Regions from separate parts of the Homo sapiens genome. Here regions 1, 3 and 4 are each linked to region 2. A link is a loop called in an ENCODE intact Hi-C map of the cell type or tissue named here. Cell type or tissue: mammary epithelial cell. All regions are shown on one strand. Region 1 overlaps AKAP6 (A-kinase anchoring protein 6). Region 2 has its middle 10 kb from the start of LINC02313. Region 3 overlaps AKAP6 (A-kinase anchoring protein 6). Region 4 has its middle 39 kb from the start of RNU6-7.

What was found. A loop is a pair of places that touch in the nucleus more often than their neighbours do. Peaks named below come from ENCODE experiments on the same cell type or tissue, not always from the same donor. Only the 100,000 strongest peaks of a DNase experiment are listed, where the experiment ranks them.
Region 1: a loop joins it to region 2, with 5 times the contacts of the local background. A loop is called at or near these places in 2 of 110 quality-filtered maps.
Region 3: it touches region 2 in a loop (19-fold over the local background); 7 of 110 quality-filtered maps call a loop at or near these places.
Region 4: a loop joins it to region 2, with 5 times the contacts of the local background. A loop is called at or near these places in 2 of 110 quality-filtered maps.

The regions. Positions count from the first base shown.
Region 1 is chr14:32,511,085-32,516,084 of GRCh38, forward strand. All of the region lies in intron 2 of AKAP6 (A-kinase anchoring protein 6), which reads left to right. Among named protein-coding and RNA genes, the nearest start is that of AKAP6, 180 kb to the left of the region's middle. In mammary epithelial cell, a CTCF peak has its summit at 2,680 (motif pointing left); no DNase peak of the experiment used is centred here; H3K27ac peaks cover 465 bases.
Region 2 is chr14:31,932,383-31,937,382 of GRCh38, forward strand. No RefSeq gene overlaps it. Among named protein-coding and RNA genes, the nearest start is that of LINC02313, 10 kb to the right of the region's middle. RefSeq lists enhancers at 2,163-2,819, 2,321-2,615. In mammary epithelial cell, a CTCF peak has its summit at 2,487 (motif pointing right); a DNase peak (open chromatin) is centred at 2,489; H3K27ac peaks cover 1,833 bases.
Region 3 is chr14:32,380,004-32,385,003 of GRCh38, forward strand. All of the region lies in intron 1 of AKAP6 (A-kinase anchoring protein 6), which reads left to right. Among named protein-coding and RNA genes, the nearest start is that of AKAP6, 53 kb to the left of the region's middle. In mammary epithelial cell, a CTCF peak has its summit at 2,909; a DNase peak (open chromatin) is centred at 2,068.
Region 4 is chr14:32,160,612-32,165,611 of GRCh38, forward strand. No RefSeq gene overlaps it. Among named protein-coding and RNA genes, the nearest start is that of RNU6-7, 39 kb to the right of the region's middle. In mammary epithelial cell, no CTCF peak of the experiment used is centred here; no DNase peak of the experiment used is centred here.

The DNA.
Region 1 (5,000 bases), 580 kb after region 2:
ACAAGCAACACGGACAAAGTTTAATTGCAGGGTCCATTTTTTTGCTAGTTTCAGAAATAAATTTTCCTTAGGAATTTCCTTGTTGTCAGTGTTTTCTCTCTGATTATTGAGTTCAGCTCTTTTCAGGCCAGACCTCTGTACATCTAGCTTTCTCTGTCTTCCAGAGTCTGATTAGTGTCACAAAGATGCCATGCAATTCCAAAGAGGCAAGATCTTTCTTGTTTCAGTGTTTCAGGTCTTTCTTTAATTCATTCTGTTTACAGAAATCATCTACTGCTACCTTCTTGGTTTTTTTTTTTTTTTTTTGAGACGGAGTCTCACTCTGTGGTCCAGGCTGGCTGGAGTGCAGTGGTGGATCTCAGCTCACTGCAACCTCCACCTCCTGGGTTCAAGCAATTCTCCTGCCTCAGCCTCCAAAGTAGCTGGGACTACAGGTATGTGCCACCACGCCTGGCTAATTTTTGTATTTTTTAATAGAGATGGGGTTTCACCATGTTGGCCAGGCTCGTCTAGAACTCCTGACCTCAGGTGACCCACCCACCTCGGCCTCCCAAAGTGCTAGGATTACAGGTTGTATTAACTATTGATAACCCCTTTATATATTTAGTTCCCCATACCAGTTCTTTTTGTTCGGCCGTCTACTTTTGGCCACACATTTTTTCCTCTTTTCACTGAGCTAAACTGAGTGCTGAATTGCAGTAATAATCTCATTTTAAATGTCTCGTTCATCTTTCTCTTTCCTGTGTTTTAAAATTTTATCTTTAATAGTGTACCTTACTATTTGTAAGTCACCTGCCTTCTCCCCTCTGTTTTGGAAGCAGGTAAAGTATAAATCATAGAGAGATCATATAAGTTGTCCCATCCTTGTAAATCTCTCACATAGTCTTATGCATATTTTCTGTATCTCCAGCTCAGTTGTCCCTCATTTTGTTTCTTTAATTTTATTACTTACTTTACTTGTTAATTTACTTGTAGACATTTGGATTTTCACTAGACATTCACAAGATGGTTTCTGTCTGTAGTTAAATAGTGGTGGGATGGGCATAAGATTTAGGGTACTGTGGAGGGGTGCTTTTTAATCATGTTGATTAATGTTGAAAGAAATGACTTGAGGTTTGGTTGATATTTATATTTACTCAGAGCTAATTTTTTGATTCTGTTTTTCCTTTTGTTTGCCTTCTGAAACTCCACTCGTTGTTTGATATGAGTAGAATTCTGTGTGTATAATCAGAGAGAAGAAAGTTCTTTCTCACTAAGTTTATGGTCAATCTAAGTAAGCAATGAGTTTAAAAATTACTTTATAGACGAAATTAATCTGGAGGTTTAGAAAGTGCATTGAAATTGAATTTGTTTCTTAGCTGGCAACTGATTTCAAAACTGAAGCACTTTTGAGTGCTTTGAGGGATGTTAGCCAATGTTATAGGATTATTTGAATGAACCCTTCATCCTCCATTTTGGTGTGACATTGGGACATTAATAATGAATGATTACTGTACTTGGTGGTCAGATATGCTATTCTGATCCATGTTTATTTCCCAGAGGGGCCTCTGGAAAAGGGCAATGAGGGTGGATTTAAAACCACAGTATTGGAATTCGATAACTTTAGTCTTGCTTTGTATGTCTAGGGCTTGCTGAAGAGTAGTTATAATACGGACAGTCAGTCAAGCAAGGAGCAGGCAAAATACCAAAATAGATTTTCATAACTCAGACATAAGCTGGATTCTGTGTTTTAATTTAGGCTCTAATGCTCAGCAATAAATTTTCCAGAAAATGTTCTAGATTGAAAATCTATCAGTACAAATTATTTGGGTTAGTGAAAGTAAACATAAGTTTATATAAACTAATTAGCAAAAATTATATGTTGCAATAAACCCTAAGGAATTTTGAAGGACTGAAATTTTAGTCATGCAAAGTTTATCCCCAAGGGAGGACTAAGTTCTCAGATGTCTTTACTCCCCCAGTAATTACTCAAAGGCTTGAAAGTGGAAGATTCTGTATCTTAGGGTGTTGGGGTCACTCCAGGAGGTAAACAAGATCTTGCTTTGTCAAGTGATGGAAACTGTCCATAGAACTATCTCCTCCCTTGTGGGTTTATATGAAAATGTAGAAGAGGATTGGTAATCTATTCAGCTATACTCCAGGGCAAAGCAATCAATCAAATTAAAAAGGAGATGGAGTGAGTAAGGTTCACATTCCCACTCTTATTTCAGATTAATAAGTGTATTTTCCTTACCTATGTCTTTATTTCAATTCTGCTAAACTTAAGGAAAAAACAATCAGAGCAAACACAGTTAATAATCCTAGTAACCAGAATTAATGATATGTTATTTATCTGTATACCTGGCTAATGTTACCTGGCCACCTGACATAGAGCCCTAAAAGAATGAGGGTGACTGTGGAGTGAGAGATCCCTGCTTACACAAAAAGAATGCTGGGAATCTGAGGATCCTGCTGCTTTGGTATAATTCAGTTGCCTGCTTTGATATTATACTTTGTATCCTTCTTGTGCATAGTTTGACATGCATTCCCTGACTGTTGTTTTGCCATGGAACTGACTTAACCTCTTGGTTGTTTAACTTTTTATTTTTTTTCTTATTTCTCACAAAAGAAATACATCTCTAGTGGAGAAAAATTTTAAACATACAGATAAACAGTACAATAAAAATCATTTGTAATGCTGCCACCTAGAGAAAATACTATGAATAGCTTTGACATATTTTTTACTTTAGTATACATAGCTATACTTTTTTTCTATATAGAACTCTTTTATAACTTACTTCTTTTCTGGTAACAATATGCCTTGAACATCTTCTGATGCGATTAAATATATTTTACAATGTTTTTAGCATCTGTGCATTTTTTTTCATTATGTGGAATACCACATCATGTTAAACTCATCTCTCTTTTTATAATTTTTCACCATTATAAACAAGTATTTGACAGCATTTCAGTAGGTAAATTCATTATTGCCTTAGAAAAGAATCCTGTGAATAAAATTGTTGGGTCAATGGGAGGTAATGGAGCTTTCCAAAGGTTAATCGACAGCTTGCCTTCCCATCTACCCGATATGAAAGAATGATACTGGCTTCAGAATCTGGATTTGTTGTTATCTAATTTTCAGAACCTTAACCAAAGGACTTTGATCCTATGAGGCTTCATTTCCTGTTCTGGACTCTCAGATGTGAGACCTAAAAACTTGTGTCTATAATATTAGCTCTCAACAGACATACTGTAGTTGTTTAAATACAAATCAACAGTCAAGCCAGTTGCTGTGGATATTTATTTATGTGGGGGAGGAAGGCATAGAAACACATCCTTAGAAGCTGTGCCATGGTCTTACTGATCTAAATAGATAAAAAGTACATCTAAGAAAGAGCTGCCAAAGGTCATACAATGAGTCAGCAATGAAATCCCAAATAGAACTTTGATTTCCTTAACTTCTTTCTCCCAGTAGAAAAAGTACTAATGAATAGGTCAGGAGAAAGCATTTGTAAATTAACCTGTAAGATCCTTTATACCTTGAAACGCTCCAGAATTTCAATGGAGTTACTAGAAATTTACATCAGATAAAACAAATCTAAACTGCTAATGGATATTGATAGATTCTTTACAAGATAAAATCTTAAATGACTGTAATGAAGAAAAAGCAACAGGTGGTATAGGGAGTTGAAAATGAGACTCAAAGGAATCTGTGTATACCTCTTGCCTGGGAAAGGATAAGTAGGAGGGTGGAGGAGTAATGGCCTGAACCCAGCATAGCAACTAAGGAAAACACAACAAAAAGGGCCTCTCAGGACATTAATCCTGGAGTGAAGGTGGGGGTCTTAACTTTCATTCTGAATGAACCATAGACCTTTCCTCCTCAGCTTGGTGGTATGGATCTGCACTGTTATTTCAGGGCCTGTGGCAGGGTGACCTGCAGGAGTCCTAGAATGTATTAGTCTGTTCTCATGCTACTAAAAAAAGACATACCTGAGACTGGGTAATTTATAAAGGAAAGAGGTTTAATGGGCTCAGTTCCACATGGCTGGGAGGCCTCACAATCATGGCAGAAGGCAAAGGAGAAACAAAGGCAAGTCTTGCATGGCGGCAGGCAAGAGAGCTTGTGCAGGGGAACTTCCATTTATAAAACCATCAGATCTCATAAGACTTATTCACTACCAAGAGAACGGTGTGGGGGAAACTGCCCCCATGATTCAATGATCTCCACCCGGCCCCACCTTTGACACATGGGGATTATTACAATTCAAGGTGAATTTTGGTTGGGGACACAGCAAAACTATATCAGAGAGATACCTTTCAATGTACCTAGGACTGGAACTCAAGTCTTCTGATTCTCACTTAGTACTCGTTCTACTACTTGGAAGAAATAACAGTAATTTTACAAGGTTTTTCAGAGATATGTAAAAACTTCTGGGTAACTAAAGCTTGGGCTGTCTTATGGGTGGAGTACACAAAATAAAAGAGAAAGAAAACAAAAGAAAATCTTTGGGCTTGAGAGTACAGGTCACCCATCTAGCACTGTCTTTATAGATGAGGAAACTGAGGCTCAGCAATCTATGGGGATACAGATAACCAATACACACAGGGGCCAAGAATTCAGACTCTCTGATGCCTAGCGTGATGCAAAGTGATCTAGATACATTTTTTGCTTCATATATTCTTTTCATGATCATCTTGAAGCTTTCGTTTCATGGTTTGTGAATTCAATATCGGTAACATCAGTATGTATTAAGACTTCATTTACATGTGGTACTAAACTCTGTGAAGCAAAATAGACAAAGTGCTTGCCCTACAAGAATTTCCTAAGGCAAAGAGACATAGACAGAAATGACCTATACACCACTGAACAAACAAAGCAAATATATAAATTGCATAATTTTTGCCATGTGAGATGGTGAATGAAGAGATGCTTACAGTCTGTTGCTTGAAGAGAAGACCCATCTTCATAACCCTGTGACCTACAGTAGTTACATTGGAAAGAAAAACAAAAGAGTGCT
Region 2 (5,000 bases):
TAAATACTACAAGTTTGTTGTGGAAACTTTGAAAATGCAGAAACGTACAAAGAAGGAAATCAAAGTTACCATGAACAGCATGATCCAGAGATAACCTCTGTTAATATCTGCATATGTATATTTCCAATATGTGTATGTGCTTCTTTTTTATAAAATTAGGATCATGCTGTTTGCCATTCAAAATATATCCTGAGTCTGACACTTTTCACCATTTTTTCCCAACATAAGTCACCTCTATCTTTTTCTTAAACTACTGTAAAACTACTAAACTACTATCCCCTAAAATTGGTTTCCCTGCTTCCATTCTTACTCCCCTACACTCTGTTCTCCAAAAAATAACCATTGTGATCCTTTAAAATCCTGACTCTCTCCTGCTCAGAGTCATCCAGTGGCTTCCCATATCACGTAAAATGAAACCCCAATCGCTCCTTACTCTGGCCTGCAGGGGCCTGTGTGATGGGCCTTCTCCAGCTTCGTTCTTCCTTTCCTTCTGTTCTCCCCTCTGCTTACCTACTCCATCTCCAGGGCTTCTTTCCAGCTCAAGCCCTTTCCTGTTGAGAGCATTTGCTTTCCCCAGCGCTACGAGGCTCAGTCCATTTCAGCCCCTGATCCCATACCCTCTCTCAGGGACCACCTTGCCCAAACAGTACCTCTGCCTCCATCATTCTCCTTTCCCTTTCCCTGATTCATTTTCCTTATTAGAGTAATTAGTCTTCTGTAACATGACTGTATTTTTATTTATGTACATATTTATTTGCTTGTTTATTTGTACCCTGTGATCTACGTCTTCCCATTCTCCCACCCCTGGCCACTGGTAATGACTGTTCTACTCTCTGCTTCTATGTATTTGATTTTTTTTTTTTTTTTTTTTTTTTTTAGACGGAGTCGCATTCTGTCTCCTAGGCTGGAGTGCAGCGGCACGATCTTGGCTCACTGCAACCTCCGCCTCCTGGGTTCAAGCGATTCTCCTGCCTCAGCGTCCCAAGTAGGTGGGACTACAGACACCCACCACCAAGCCCGGGTAATTTTTGTATTTTTAGTAGAGACAGGGTTTCACCATATTGGCCAGGCTGGTCTTGAACTCCTGACCTTGTGATCCGCCCGCCTTGGCCTCTCAAAGTGCTAGGATTACAGGCGTGAGCCAGCACGCCCAGTGTATTTGATTTTTTTAAGATTCCACATATAAGTGAGATAATATAATATTTTCTCTATGTCTGGCTTATTTCACTTAGCATAATGTCCTTTTTATGTTGTCACAAATGGCCGGATCTCCTTTTTTAAGGGTGACTAATATCCCATTGTGTATATATATCTATAGATATATATAGATATCTATAGATATCTATAGATACATATACACACACAACACAATTTCTGTTTTCATCCATTTGTTGAAGGACAACTTTAGTTGTTCCATATCTTGGCTATTGTGAATAATGCAGTGAACATAAGAGCACAGTTATCTTTACGAGGCGGTGATTTCATTTCCTTTGGGTATATACCCAGAAGAGGATGCCAGGTCATATTACAGTTCTATTTTTAGTTTATTTAGGAACCTCCCTACTGTTTTCCACAATGGCTGCACCAATCTACATTCCCACCGCATTGCAAAGGGGTTCCTTTTCTCCATCCCCTTGTCAACACTGATCTCTTGTCTTTTTATAATAGCCAACCTAACAGGTGTGAGATGATATCTCATTGTGATTTTGATTTGCATTTCCATGATGATTGGTGATGTTGAGTACCTTTTCATATAACTGTTGGTTATGAAAGTATAAAAAGTAATTTTTATACTTTCTTTGGAGAAATGTCTATTCAGGTCCTTTGCCTATATTTTAATCTGGTTATTCATATTTTTGCTTTTGAGTTGTGTGTGTTCCTTATATGTTTTAGATATTAGCCCCTTATCAAATATATGGTTTGCAAATATTATCTCCCAACCTGTAGGCTGCCTTTTCATTTCGATTGTTTCCTTTGCTGTGCAGAAGCTTTTTAATTTGATGTAGTCCCACTTGTTTATTTTTGCTTTTGTTGCCTGCCACATGATTTTAATGGCTGTAATAGTCTATCATATGTATGTACTATAAGTCTCCTATTGTTAGACTTTTAGGTTGTTTTCCTTCTGGGGTAGTGTAAGTTATAGTCAATATCTTATTTTTACAGCTTTCATCTTGTGAGATTCCATCACTTCCTGACACAAAGTGATCCCATTTATAATGGGATCCCATTTATAATGATAATTTCTATAATCAGGTACTATTCTAAATGCTTTACGTACTAATTTAATCTACCTCATATAGTAAGGTATATACAATCATTATCTCCACTTTCCAGATAGGGAAATTGAGTCCGATAGTGTAAGTAACTTCTTTAACATCACACAATTAGTAAGTGGTAGAGCTGGGATTCCAACAGGTCTCTACTTCCGCAGCCTGAGCTCTCAACCCCTCCTCCACCTCACCAGCTGCCTCCTGATCTTTCTCCCAGCAGATGTCAGCAAACTTCCTTTGTCTTGCAGATCATTACTGTTTTTGTATAGAGAGGCACTGAAGACCAAGTCATGTGCCAATTCACATCTTTGTACAGAATAATATTATCCTGTTCTCCAGTCCTTTTAGCGGATTATAGCTGAGCTCCTCTGAATATTCCTTACTGTATTATCATGGAGCTTGTATTTCTCTACCTTGTCCACAAAGAAAGTGTGCTGACTTGTTTGTCACCATTTTCTAACTAGACAATGGAACAGTTACTACCTGAGGAACCCTGTCAGAGAGGAGATGAGGTTAGTCTGACCAGCATTCATCTTCCTGGGTCAACACAAGGTGTCTAAGCTGCGTTAGAATTTTGCTAAAAGTCCCTGTTAATAAAACGGAGACATTTGCCCCTCTGCAAGTTTCTGCAAGTTCTACCATGCTTCATAAAGTCTCATATATTATAATATTTCCATTTTTTTCAGATGTCAGATATTGTAAATGAATTCCTGTTATTTTAGGGTCCTAGAGCTGCTTATTTTACTGTTCCTGTTGCAGTGAGTATTGGGGTGCCTGTATAGACGGTGCTGAGATGTAATTCATCTGAGGCTGGAGACTTAAATGCAGCAGCCAGGTGCTCTCCTCCTACTTCCTCACTATCACAGACTTTAATTTCCTCTTGGCCATATTTTTGTTCTTCTTTCTGGCTCGAAGGTCATTCCTGATAAAGAAGATGGAAGCAAACTAGGAGTTGAGTAATTCTGTTTTCACTGTATCATCTCTAAATTAACTGTGTCATCTGCCCCCAGCAGGAGGCCAAACTCTTCTCTTGTTCTTTTTCTTGTTCTGAACCCACCCCAGTGGCTCCTGGTGTATTTTATGTGTGCATTCTCCTGTGCCCCAGCCTTCTACTTCCGTGACTTGATTCTTTCTTTTGATGCCACTCCTTTGTATCTGCTGTTGGCTGCAAATTCCTCCTTCCTGCCTTTGTGAGTGTCCTTGTAAAATATAAGCTCATTGGAGACAGTAATTTTTTTGGATAGTTCCCTCTCTTCCTCCTCTCCAGAGTAGAGTCAGAATTAAATTAGGTGGAGCCTCCAGTCTTTCTAGAACCAAGTTCTACATGATTAGAGTCTCTGACCATGGAATCAAAGAGCATTTAGCCTTGTGCCTTACATATAGGAAGTCTGCAATAATGGTAACAATAATAACAACAATAATAACCTTTACTGAGTGTTCACCATAATAGTAAACCATACTAGGGGCTTTATATATGTGATCTCATTTAATTCTCAATGTTGACATATAAGGTAGGTCTTATTATTCACGATTACAGATGAGGATATTGAGATACAGAGAGGTGACATTTGCACAGCCGTAAGGACAGCGCCAAGAGCCTGACTCAGGTCTGTCCAGATTCCTGAGCGTGTACTTTAACCTCCACATTCTGCTGCCCTCTGAGATTTAATCCACTGAATCACCTTCTTTTCTCTGGACTTGTAGAGTTCTTCATTCTTGCAGTCTCAGGAACATAGACGGCTTGCATTCACTTCCTTGGCTCTTGAGAATCACATAGTGACAAGGTCCTTTTCTGTCTAAGTGCCAGTCGATTCCATTGTGTTATCCACCTAGTTCACCTTTAATGGCCAAAATTAGATCCAAGCAGTAGCTCCCTCACAACATCCTTGTCCCTCTGTGACATGAAGTTGTCAGTAGAGCAAGGCCTGAGTGAATTGGATGCTCTGCTTCTGACAGAGTGGGGCTCCTAACAGACCTCTGGATTGTTCTTCCATCATCCCTCAGCCTGCAGAGAACAGAGCCTGATGGTGGGAGTGACAGGTACACCTAATGGGTGGGCCCAAGGGCAACCAGCCTCTCCTTGCCCCCTCCCCACTGAGCTTTCTGTGCTCTGGGAATATTATGCTGGCTTGAAGGTTTTTCTTCAACTATGATTTACATGCCACCTATTCTCAAAAAGAATGTGAAGTAATTTACAATAAAACATGTCTAAAACAAGACAATTAAAACATATTTTTAAAAGAGAGGCAGATGGAGAGAGGTCAGAAATCACTTGGTTTGAATCCCTGACAAGAAGTTATAGCACATGAATGCATTTTGATCAATTCTCGATACAAATGTCTGGGTGTGTAGGAATGGGGAAAAAACTCTGCGGAGTGGGGAACCTTGAACCTCATGGGCCCCATCCTCCACCTGGAGCCAAAATCAAGTGACATCATGCCTAGCAATGCCTGTGAAAATATTAATTCAGGCCGGGCGCGGTGGCTCACGCCTGTAATCCCAGCACTTTGGGAGGCCGAGGCGGGCGGATCACGAGGTCAGGAGATCGAGACCATCCCGGCTAAAACGGTGAAACCCCGTCTCTACTAAAAGTACAAAAAATTAGCCGGGCGTAGTGGCGGGCGCCTGTAGTCCCAGCTACTTGGGAGGCTGAGGCAGGAGAATGGCGTGAACCCGGGAGGCGGAGCTTGCAGTGAGCCGAGATCCCGCCACTGCACTCCTGCCTGGGCG
Region 3 (5,000 bases), 450 kb after region 2:
CCTTATATAAATTTGTCTTTACAATGTTGCAAATTTTCTTCTTCACATTTGAAGCTCTCCATGTCATTCTCAGACTGAAGAAACCCATTTGTCTCTGCTGAGCATCTAAAGACTTTTACTATCTGATTTGAATCTCTAGCTCCTTTTCTATCCTGTGAGCCTATTGCTCCTGGCATTGAAAATGCACTTGGCAAATGTCTGTGTATCCTTCAAGACTAGAGGGATTATCCTTTCTATGAAGGCTTCCCTAGTGTCTTCAGGCAGTAACTTCCCCTTTTCTGAGTTCCCACCGGCCCCCCGTTCTTTCCTTACTTGTAGTACATGATCGAGCGACCTGTGGTAAATTGTTTTTATGTGTCTCTTGCACCAGAATGAAAGCTCCTAGAGACAACATTTTATAGTTTATTTATCTCTCACTCTCCCTGCCAGTGCCTACCTCAGATCAGGTACAAACTAGCAAATGTTTGGTGAGTGACTGAATAAATGAATGAAGATTTTGAAAGGTCTTTTCTACTTACATTTGGGCTTGAAGTTGTGTTTTATGTTATCAAAGTCGGTGGTTCAGACATTAGTAAAATATTTTAAAACAGATTCTTCCTTCAAGAGGCATATAGACAGAAAAGCTATAAAATTTCTGCCTCTCATAAGGGAAAGCAATCCCAACACACAGAAGGATAGAAAGTGCTGGTCCTTATTGATTTCCCCAAGCCTCTGTACCACCTCCAGAATTATTTGCTGCTAGAGTCCTGTCACGTGAGAAAAGCAACTCGCTACCATTAAAACCACTTGTAGTCAGTTATAGAGAGCAACCATCTGCTTTAGAACTTCGACTTCTCAAGATTTCTCAGATTTCAGTGAATATTTCACTTAAGACCCTCTTACAAAAGAGTTTTTTTTTTCCTTAGTGTTTTTAGCAGGCCTTATACATAAAACAAATCTCCAAAGTCCTATTTTTAAAAATTACAATTCAGTGGAAGAAACATGCCCTCAGAGCACCTAGTCTATGGTAGGAATAAGACAAATTTAAAGATACGTATTAATAGAAAATATCGGCTGGGCATGGTAGCTCATGCCTGTAATCCTAGCACTTTGTGAGGCTGATGGGGGCAGATCACTTGAGGCCAAGAGTTCGAGACCAGCCTGGGCAACATGGTGAAACCCTGTCTCTACTAAAAGTACAAAAAAATTTAGCTGGGCCTGGTGGCACACGCGTGTAATCCCAGCTACTCGGGAGGCTAAGGCAGGAGAAGTGCTTGAACCTGGGAGGCAGAAGTTGCAGTGAGCCAAGATTGCACCTCCACACTCCAGCCTGGGTGACAGAGTGAGACCCCATCTCAAATAAAAAAAAAAATCAGTAAGGTCTTCTTATGATATTTATGGAGATATTCATATTTACTTATGAAGAGAAACTTGGTTCTAGTTTCAGTGAAGTTTCTGGGTAGTGGTAGAGATAGAAAACTATCTTTTGAGTTAATTTAAAAACTAACTGAGAGCATATGACTTTATTCAATCAACATATAAAGTAAAAGTATACTTTGGTTCCACTGTTTGGGCCATTAAAGGAAAGGAAAAGAAAAATAAGACTAAGATCTGGAGGTAGAGCAGTGGGGGAACTAGGAGACAGTGAAGTTTACATTAGAGAGAAAGAATGGGAGGAAGAGAAGAGGAGGAAGAGATCAACATCTTCTGCTTTTTTGGCCATTCCTTTAGTTACCCCTATTCCTCCATAAACCTTCTATTTTAGTTCTCTGCTTCATTGTCCCTCCTTTTCTTCTAACTTACCTCATCTGGCCCCAAACCCTCCTCTAATGACTTGTGTACCCAAGGCTCCTCACATTCTTCCTTTGGTTTTTAACCAGTGTCTCTCCTCACCTCCATCCTCAAACCCTCACCTGCCTCAGGTCCAAAGTACTACTCACTGTATGATCTCGTCTCTTCCCTCTCTTTTCCTAGATGAATGAAAATTTCGGCCTGTTCATTTCCAGTTTGGTGGAGTCCTGACTTATCTTACCTTTGGTGTGTTACTTAACTTTCTGGGCCTCAGTAATCTTATCTGTGAAAAGGGGATTAGTAATACCTTACAAGATTGTGAGTCACCTAGCAGGTCCTTAGCAAACATTGGTTTCCCTTTCTGTCTTTTCTTTTTGCTGCTGTTTCCATTCCTTCACTTCTCTGCTGATACTAGTGCTTTTTGGTCCTCTCATCAGTTAAGCCATCTGCTGGGAATTTGTCTCTGGAATTCTGCTTGGAGCCTACCCCTCTGTCTGAGAGTAAGATTTCAGAGGGAGCCTCTGAATTGAGGACATTTCTGTACCAGCATCAGAGTGGGACATCACAGGTTCAAGTCCTGGTCCCACCATGTTCTCACTGTGTGAGCGCTGGGCGGGTTGCACACTGTCTTTGAGGCTTAGTTTCCTTGTCTATCATTTGAAGATAATAATGATTTCTACTGCATAGGGTTATAATAAGGATTAAGTGAGCTACTTCATGAAAATGTTTAGTAGAATGCCCAGCACATTGTAAGTGCTCAATAAATGTTAGCTATCATTGGCAGATACTTCAATTTAGAAAATTTGTTGAGTGCTTTGTGCCCAGTGACATGATGTCCTTATGCTTTTCATCTTTTCATCTCAGAATGAAAAATTGGCAGGATTCAAGTGCCAGTTACAGTGGCATGTCCAGAGAAAATTCTTGAGAGATGCTTGCTGGGTTTTACTGCCTGTGGTAGATGGGGAGTGTGGAAGTGTATACCAGCTTTGTTTTTCATGGGAAAGAAACTGTACCAATAGGAGTAAACTGTGGTACAGGGGAAGGATGCAGTGATTTGGATGTGGTTGCCTGGAATAGGAGAGATGTGGTAGCAGCTGGGCTGAGGAGAGTGGGCCCGCAAAGAGTGCTGCTGCCACCACCTGCACACCATTGGTATCTCCACCAGCCTTACCCTCTGGACACTAGCTTCAAAATTCCTATATCACCAGAGCCCTACAACCCCTGGTTTAAAAAAATTACTGCTTCAGAAAGATTATGCTTCATTCTAGAATTAGAGATAGAATTTTGAGGTTCTAATCAGGAGGGCAGATTTTATGTGTGTGTGTGTGTGTGTGTGTGTGTGTGTGTGTGTGTGTGTGTTTCTGTCCCAGTGAAAAGTAATGAGAGAAGCTGAAGATGAAACTACTTCAAAATATAAGCAAAATATTTAGTTGTGTAAAAGAAGAATTGTGTTAAAATAACTTTAAAAGAATATCTTTTATTTAACTGTTTGTCAAAAATAGTATATCATATACTTGCCACAGTAATAGATCAAGGCTTTTTAATAGAAAACAAGACAGGACTGTACCTGTCATGACTGTACCATGTCATTTCCTAATCTAGTCTGAAAAAGTGGGTGAATTATCTTTCAAAGAACTGTATTATTTTCTAGAATGACTGCAGTCTCTGAAACCTGTAACGTGTCACATACTCTGAGGCTGAGACAAAATATCTGAATTTGGCCCATCCCAGAAAATTCAGTATGCTTGCCTTAGTGACATTACAGTGGAGTTACATCATGTGATGTAACATATATAAATTCAACTGGGAGCATTTGGAAAGAAATTTAAATATCATGAGTAATTCTGCATATCAATTTACTCAATAAGCCCAGGCCTGCTCTGGGAGCTCCCTGGGGATGGGGAGCATACATTTGCTTTTCCTTGGTTGATCTCAGTTTTCTTGGGCCTCTCCTTGTGGGAGCATCTCCCTGAACTCAAGGTAATTCTGGTGTTTAAACATGGCTCCTGAGTGCAAGCCAACTTTTGCTTAACTCAAGAAACGGTCATCATCTGTTCCAATCCTAGAGGAAAACAGCATTACTGAGAGGCCAAGTATCAATCTCTCATGCGGCACTTTGCTAATGGATTTCAAAGTGAGCATCTTTGACCATATCTGCTGCCTTGAGAACTTAAAGTTCTGATGAACACTCCAGTGTTCTCTGCTTTTGCCATTGTGCATGTAAGTGACCAAGGGTAGGCTGTTAATGGACTGGTTCATGACGCACAAACAGCCACCAGTAATGTGATGTACAGTGCTGGAATTAGGAGCACCTGATTAAGAGTTAGCACTCTGCTAACTAAAGGCTTACGTTTGGTAAATGCTATGATGGCGCAAAATCCCTTAACTGTTGAAATGAGGCTATAGGCCCAAGAGGAATGAATCTTTGGTCAGTGTGTTCCCTTCTTGCTAGAATAATGGGAGGAGGGCTTTCTTTCTTTACTCGGTAAATTTTCGTGATACCGGAGCAATAGGTAAAGTCTCTAGGGTAAAGATTCTGTGTCTTACATTGCCCTAATCTGCAGAGTATTCAGGATGATCTTAAGACCACTAGAAAAATTCTCATGAGGGAGTGGGGGCTAAAATGTGGGAAATTCTAAAGTTGTCACATGTTTTGTTGTTGCTTAGTCATGTGAGGAGGAGAGAAGCAAAGGATAGCTGATAATGGCTACCTACAAGAAGTCATAGAATCATAGAATTTTGGTAACAGAGGGGACCTCAATGCCATTTCTTGAGTTTTAGAGGAGAAATGATTTGTTTAATACGTGGCAGAGCTAAGACCAGAACCTCAGTTTCCTAGCCTCAGGCTGGTGTTTACTTGTGTTATTTCAGTGTCTCTGATGCATTGGTTTAATAGGAACTGGTTTATCCTGCTTTGTGGGGGTTCAGCTCCACCCTTCAATGAGCTCCCTGAAAAGAACAAAGTCCACATTATTGTTACTTGTTTTGGTTTTAGGGGGCATGATTGTCACTGGCAAGGTGTGAAGTGTACGTAAATTCTGAAAACATTTTGTGCTCATATATGCAGGGGTGGGGAGAGATTAAAATGGGGTCTGTTAGGGTGGGTGGAGGGATATGGATGATGCCTATAATGAAAGCTCCAGTTGCAAAAATTGATTCAACTTATGGTAATGGGTGCTGATGGAATTAATGGGGTTTTATGAATATTCCATGCTTTGATCTGCTTGGCA
Region 4 (5,000 bases), 230 kb after region 2:
TGTGGAATATTTTATGATAGATAATTCAAAATAATATCGGTTGGAGTAAAATTTTACACAGGATAATTACCCTCTGTTCCTGTTGCCATTGTTTCCAAAGGAAATTCTCTATTTTCATTTACTTAGTAATAAGTAAATAAGGAGAGCTATGTGAAACGGTTATTTTAAAAGCTCTTAGTAACAAAAACTATCTGGAAGGTAGGACTGGTGATACAGTTGTACACATCAGAACTGATTTGTTTTCAACAGCCTTATTAAGGATAACACAAGATTTTTCAGGGCAGTAATTACATCTCCACATTCTGTACATTAATCATGACCACACAACATTTCAATAAATTGTGGCATAGATTAATGAAGTTATTAACACTTAACAAAATCATGTCCATAATCGATCTAAAAGTATGTGATGATTATTTAATTGGTGGTCTCTCCAAGGTGTAGGCATCACTAACCAGTCTGCTTAGGTGCCTTTGGAGAATGCATATAGAAGGGAAACTATATGTGTACCGATTGTTGGCAGGCCTTTATTCAGAGGATAAATTTGACTGAAGGTCAGAGAATTCATAATGTAGAGAAACATAAATGGAGTAATTGTGGGAAGTTCTTCCAAGTAACACCTCAATCAATGTCAGCAAACATCCCGGAGAGAAATTTTATAATGGTCCCGACTTCGACTGGTTTGACTCAAGATTTTTCAACTTTACAGTGGTGCGAAAACCATACACATTCAGCGCACTCCTTGACTTACAATTGGTTTATCAGAACTTGGTCCCATTGTAAAGCAAGGAATATATATGTGTTAAATATTGCGGTGGGAAAGGTCAACAGAAGATTACGTATCTCTGCCATAATGCTCAGGCTGGAAAGACCTATGAATGTATTGAAAGGGCCTTCACCTATAAATTGGTCTGACTGCATATCAGAGCATTCACTCTGGCCAGAAGTCACAACTCAGTGTACACCATAATGTCATACTGAAGGGAGACTTATCACATACTGAGTGTGGAAAAGCTGTCAGCCACAAACTAAACTTGCTTATTGAATGGTAGCCAGCCTCCATGATGGCCCCCAATGATCCTAGCTCATGGTTAACTTCTTGCATAGTCCCCTAACTTCAGTGTACCAAAATTGGTCTGTGTGACCTGAAGCATTTTTTGTGAATACTCAAATGGAATTTAAAAGAAGCCAAATTTGTTTATACATTTTTTTAACCACAGCTTCCAGATATTTACAGCTGTCTCATACCACCTTTACTTGGAGAAAGCCAAATTCCCATATAGTTAGAATATAAGTGACTTAACAGCAACAAGAAGGAAGTTCCACTTATAGTAATGTAAGATGATTTGGACCAACCATCCAACTGAGGGCATCTAGACAAAATGGAGAAAATTGTTTAAAAAAAAAAATCAATTTGAAGGCCATTAGAAAGCCAGTAAGCACAAAATTACAACCAGAAGTTGGGAGAGAAAATAACACCCAAGTAGGTGAGCCTGTTTTGGGGGCCACTTTCTCCTTGAGTTTTTTGGCAAATTCTGGAGGAGGTATCCAAGAGGATGACAATATATCTGATGGTGTCCTACAGGCATAGGTGAACAGAAATTGGAATTAAAGACCTTTTAAAGCTTTAAAGTATTTCTATAGTTTTGCAAACGATGTTTACCACAAAATAACAAGGCATGTGTGGAGACAAGACAATATGAATCAAAGACAACACAGATTTTAAAATATGCTTACTCAGTCCAAGGAGATAAAAGTCAAGATGAAGAATTTAGCAGATATCTGGAAAATTACAGAAAAATTTCCAATGTTATATAGCCAAAAATAATACTAGCTGAAATCAAGAACTCAATGTTCTTGTGACAGCTTACTCACAGCTGAAGATAGAATTCGTGAACTGAAAGACTGGTGAGAAGAAAATAGAATAAAACAAGAACAGAAAATATAGAAGATAAGAAATGTTTATCAAATTTAACACCGCAGGAAAACAGCAGAGAGATGCAAAAGCAATATATTGATAGATAATTACTGAGATCTTTCCATAGCTGTCAAGATAAGCAACTGATTTGGGGAAGCTTCTGAATCTCAAGCAAGAAAGAAAAATTCATACCTAAGCATATTATAATAGAACTGAAAACCAGAGAGAAAAAATCTTAAAAGCAACCAGAGAGAAAAAAATCACTTTCAAAATTCTACTACTTCACTAAAAGCTACCTAATCAAAACAGAAACGAAAATATAGTGAAATGGTATCTTTACCTAGAATTTAATGTCTAACAGAAATCACCTTTAAAAATGTCAAAGTTGTTTTCAAGAAAAGTAGAAAATTCTCCTACAATGAAATACTGAATTATACTTTTATAAATCCGAGGGTTTATTAGGAATAATACTGAAAAGAGATTTTCAGGCAAGAGAACTATCCCCAGGTGGAATGTTGATACATAAGAATGAATAAAAAGCAACAGAAATGGCAAATATGTGGTTAAATCTAAGTGCTAATATGAAAACAAGACAAAAACATTATGGATTTAAATACATAATGAACTAAAATAAGGTATCTAAACTGCAAGAGATGTAACTAGAGTTCATGTTGGAAATTCCTTGCTTCTCCCAGAGGAGGGTAATACCAATTAATGTTAGATTTTGTTATGTCAAGGATGCATGTAATTTCTATTGTGACCACTAAAATAATGGTAAGAAGCATGTAACATTCAAACCAGTAAGAATGAAAAAATGGAATAACAGAAAATGTTTAAAGGGGAGAAAATAAAAGGAAACAACGGACAAATAGAACAAAAATATAATATTGTACATTTAAACCCAAGCATTGCATCAAATTAAAAAATAAATATTTGAATGGGACATCAGATGAGTCAAAAAAAAAAAAAAAAAAAAAACCACAACAAAATTACAGGCTATTCACAAAGGCCATACCAAAATTATAAGGATACAGAGAGGTTAAGAGGAAAAAGATGGTATTATAAACATGCTAATATATTTGAATTGTTACTACCCTCTTGGACTAGCAAGAACTTTCCAATGTGAACTCTGAGGGAAATAGGAAAATTCCCCCAAAAGCACAACCTATCAAAACTTACATAAAAAGAGTAGAATACACAAATAGTCTGAAACCTATTAAACTGAATTTGTAATTTCATAGTTTGCTTACACAGGCCCACATGACTTTGCAAGTGGATTTTACTAATTAAGGAATAACACAAATCCTTTATAAAGGTTTCAGTAGAACAACAACAAAAAAAGAAAAACACTTTAATTCATTTTATGAGGGCAACATAATCTTGATAATCAAATTTCTTTCCTAATTGAAATGTATTCTCTTACTTGAAAAACAGCTCCTGGTATGTTCCTGGACCCTAGTAGAGAAATGAACATTGGCCATGTGTCTGGAGTGGCCCATAATGAGTGGGTTTTGTTAGACCCATCAATTCATAAAGATAGGCAGGCCCAGCACCAATGCATTGTAAGATGGAAATCGGACTACCCAGCACGAGTAAGCTATTTAGGTTGGTGCAAAAGTAATTGCAGTTTTCGCCATTCCTTTTTTTTTTTTTTTTTTTTTTTTTTTTGAGGCAGTCTTGCTCTGTTGCCCAGGCTGGACTGCAGTGGCATGATCATGGCTCATTGCAACCTCCGCCTCCCGAATTTAAGCAATTCTCCTGCCTCAGCCTCCAGAGTAACTGGGATTACTGGTGCACACCACAGCGCCTGGCTAATTTATTTTTGTATTTTTAGTAGAGACAGGGTTTCACCATGTTGGCCAGGCTAGTCTTGAACTCCTGACCTCGTGATCCACCTGCCTTAGCCTCCCAAAGTGCTGGGATTACAGGTGTGAGCCACCGCGCCTGGCATTCGCCATTAGTTTTAATGGTGAAAACTGCAATTGCTTTTGCCTCAACCTAATACATAAGCAGACAGATCACCCACCACCACTACTCGTGTTTACCTCCCTCAGTTCACCCCTATGGTTGTATGAGGGGCCTCCTATGGTGAGATAAAGGAGGAGAAAAAGCCCAAGCTTGATTTACAAGATGGGAACATATCTTTGACACACAAACTAACCAACCCAGAGCCATACCTCCTCTATCCTGCCCATACTCCCCAGGAAACAATATTCCCCTGCCTTAATCATTCAAGAGCCAGGTACCGGACACCTAGGGACCACTCCAATAGCTTAGAGTCCACCCGAATTATTGAAACTAGCCAGTGCTCAACTGTACACCCTGCCCTGCCTTGCCATTCGCACAGAAACCCCAGTAAAGGTTCTGACCTAATGCTTTCCCCTCGCGTCTGTTTTTTGCCTTCTGGCTATACTGGCATCTTTCCCACGTGGCCCTGCATAGCATGCCATGCCTCCTGTCTCTAGGACCTGTGAGTACAATGAACTTTATTTTCCTGAGCCTCTCCTGTGTTTCCTCTTGCAGCCACACCTGACTGACCATTACATAAAAGAAAAGGAAATAGACACTGTTAGGAGTGGCTTTGAAAGACGGTGGTGAAGGAAAATGTTCTCAATGGGCAGAGCTATAAGTGGTACTCCTGGCCATCCATCTTGTGTAGAGGAGAAGTAGCCTGAGGTGAGAACATCTATGGATTTATAGGCAGTAGCAAATAGCCTAACTGGCTGGTCAGGGCCTGGAAGAGAAAGGGCTTGAAAATCCGTGATGAGGAGGTCTGGGGTATAGGAATATAGATGGCCATATGGGAATGAGCATGAAGTATAAATTTTGGAGGGTATATTACATAGTAATGCTCACCAGAAAGCATAAACTATGGTCAAGGCACTGACTAACCAAATAGACAACATGACTCAGCCAGTTGACATTAGCCAGCTTTTGTCATTAGTTACCCCTGTGGCACAATGTGCTCATGAGCAGAGTGGCCACTGAGGCAGTGGCGGAGGCTATATACGGGCCTAACTTTCACTGAATGAGGCTATAACTTTCACTGAATGAGCCTGACCTAGTTACTGAATCAGGCTGG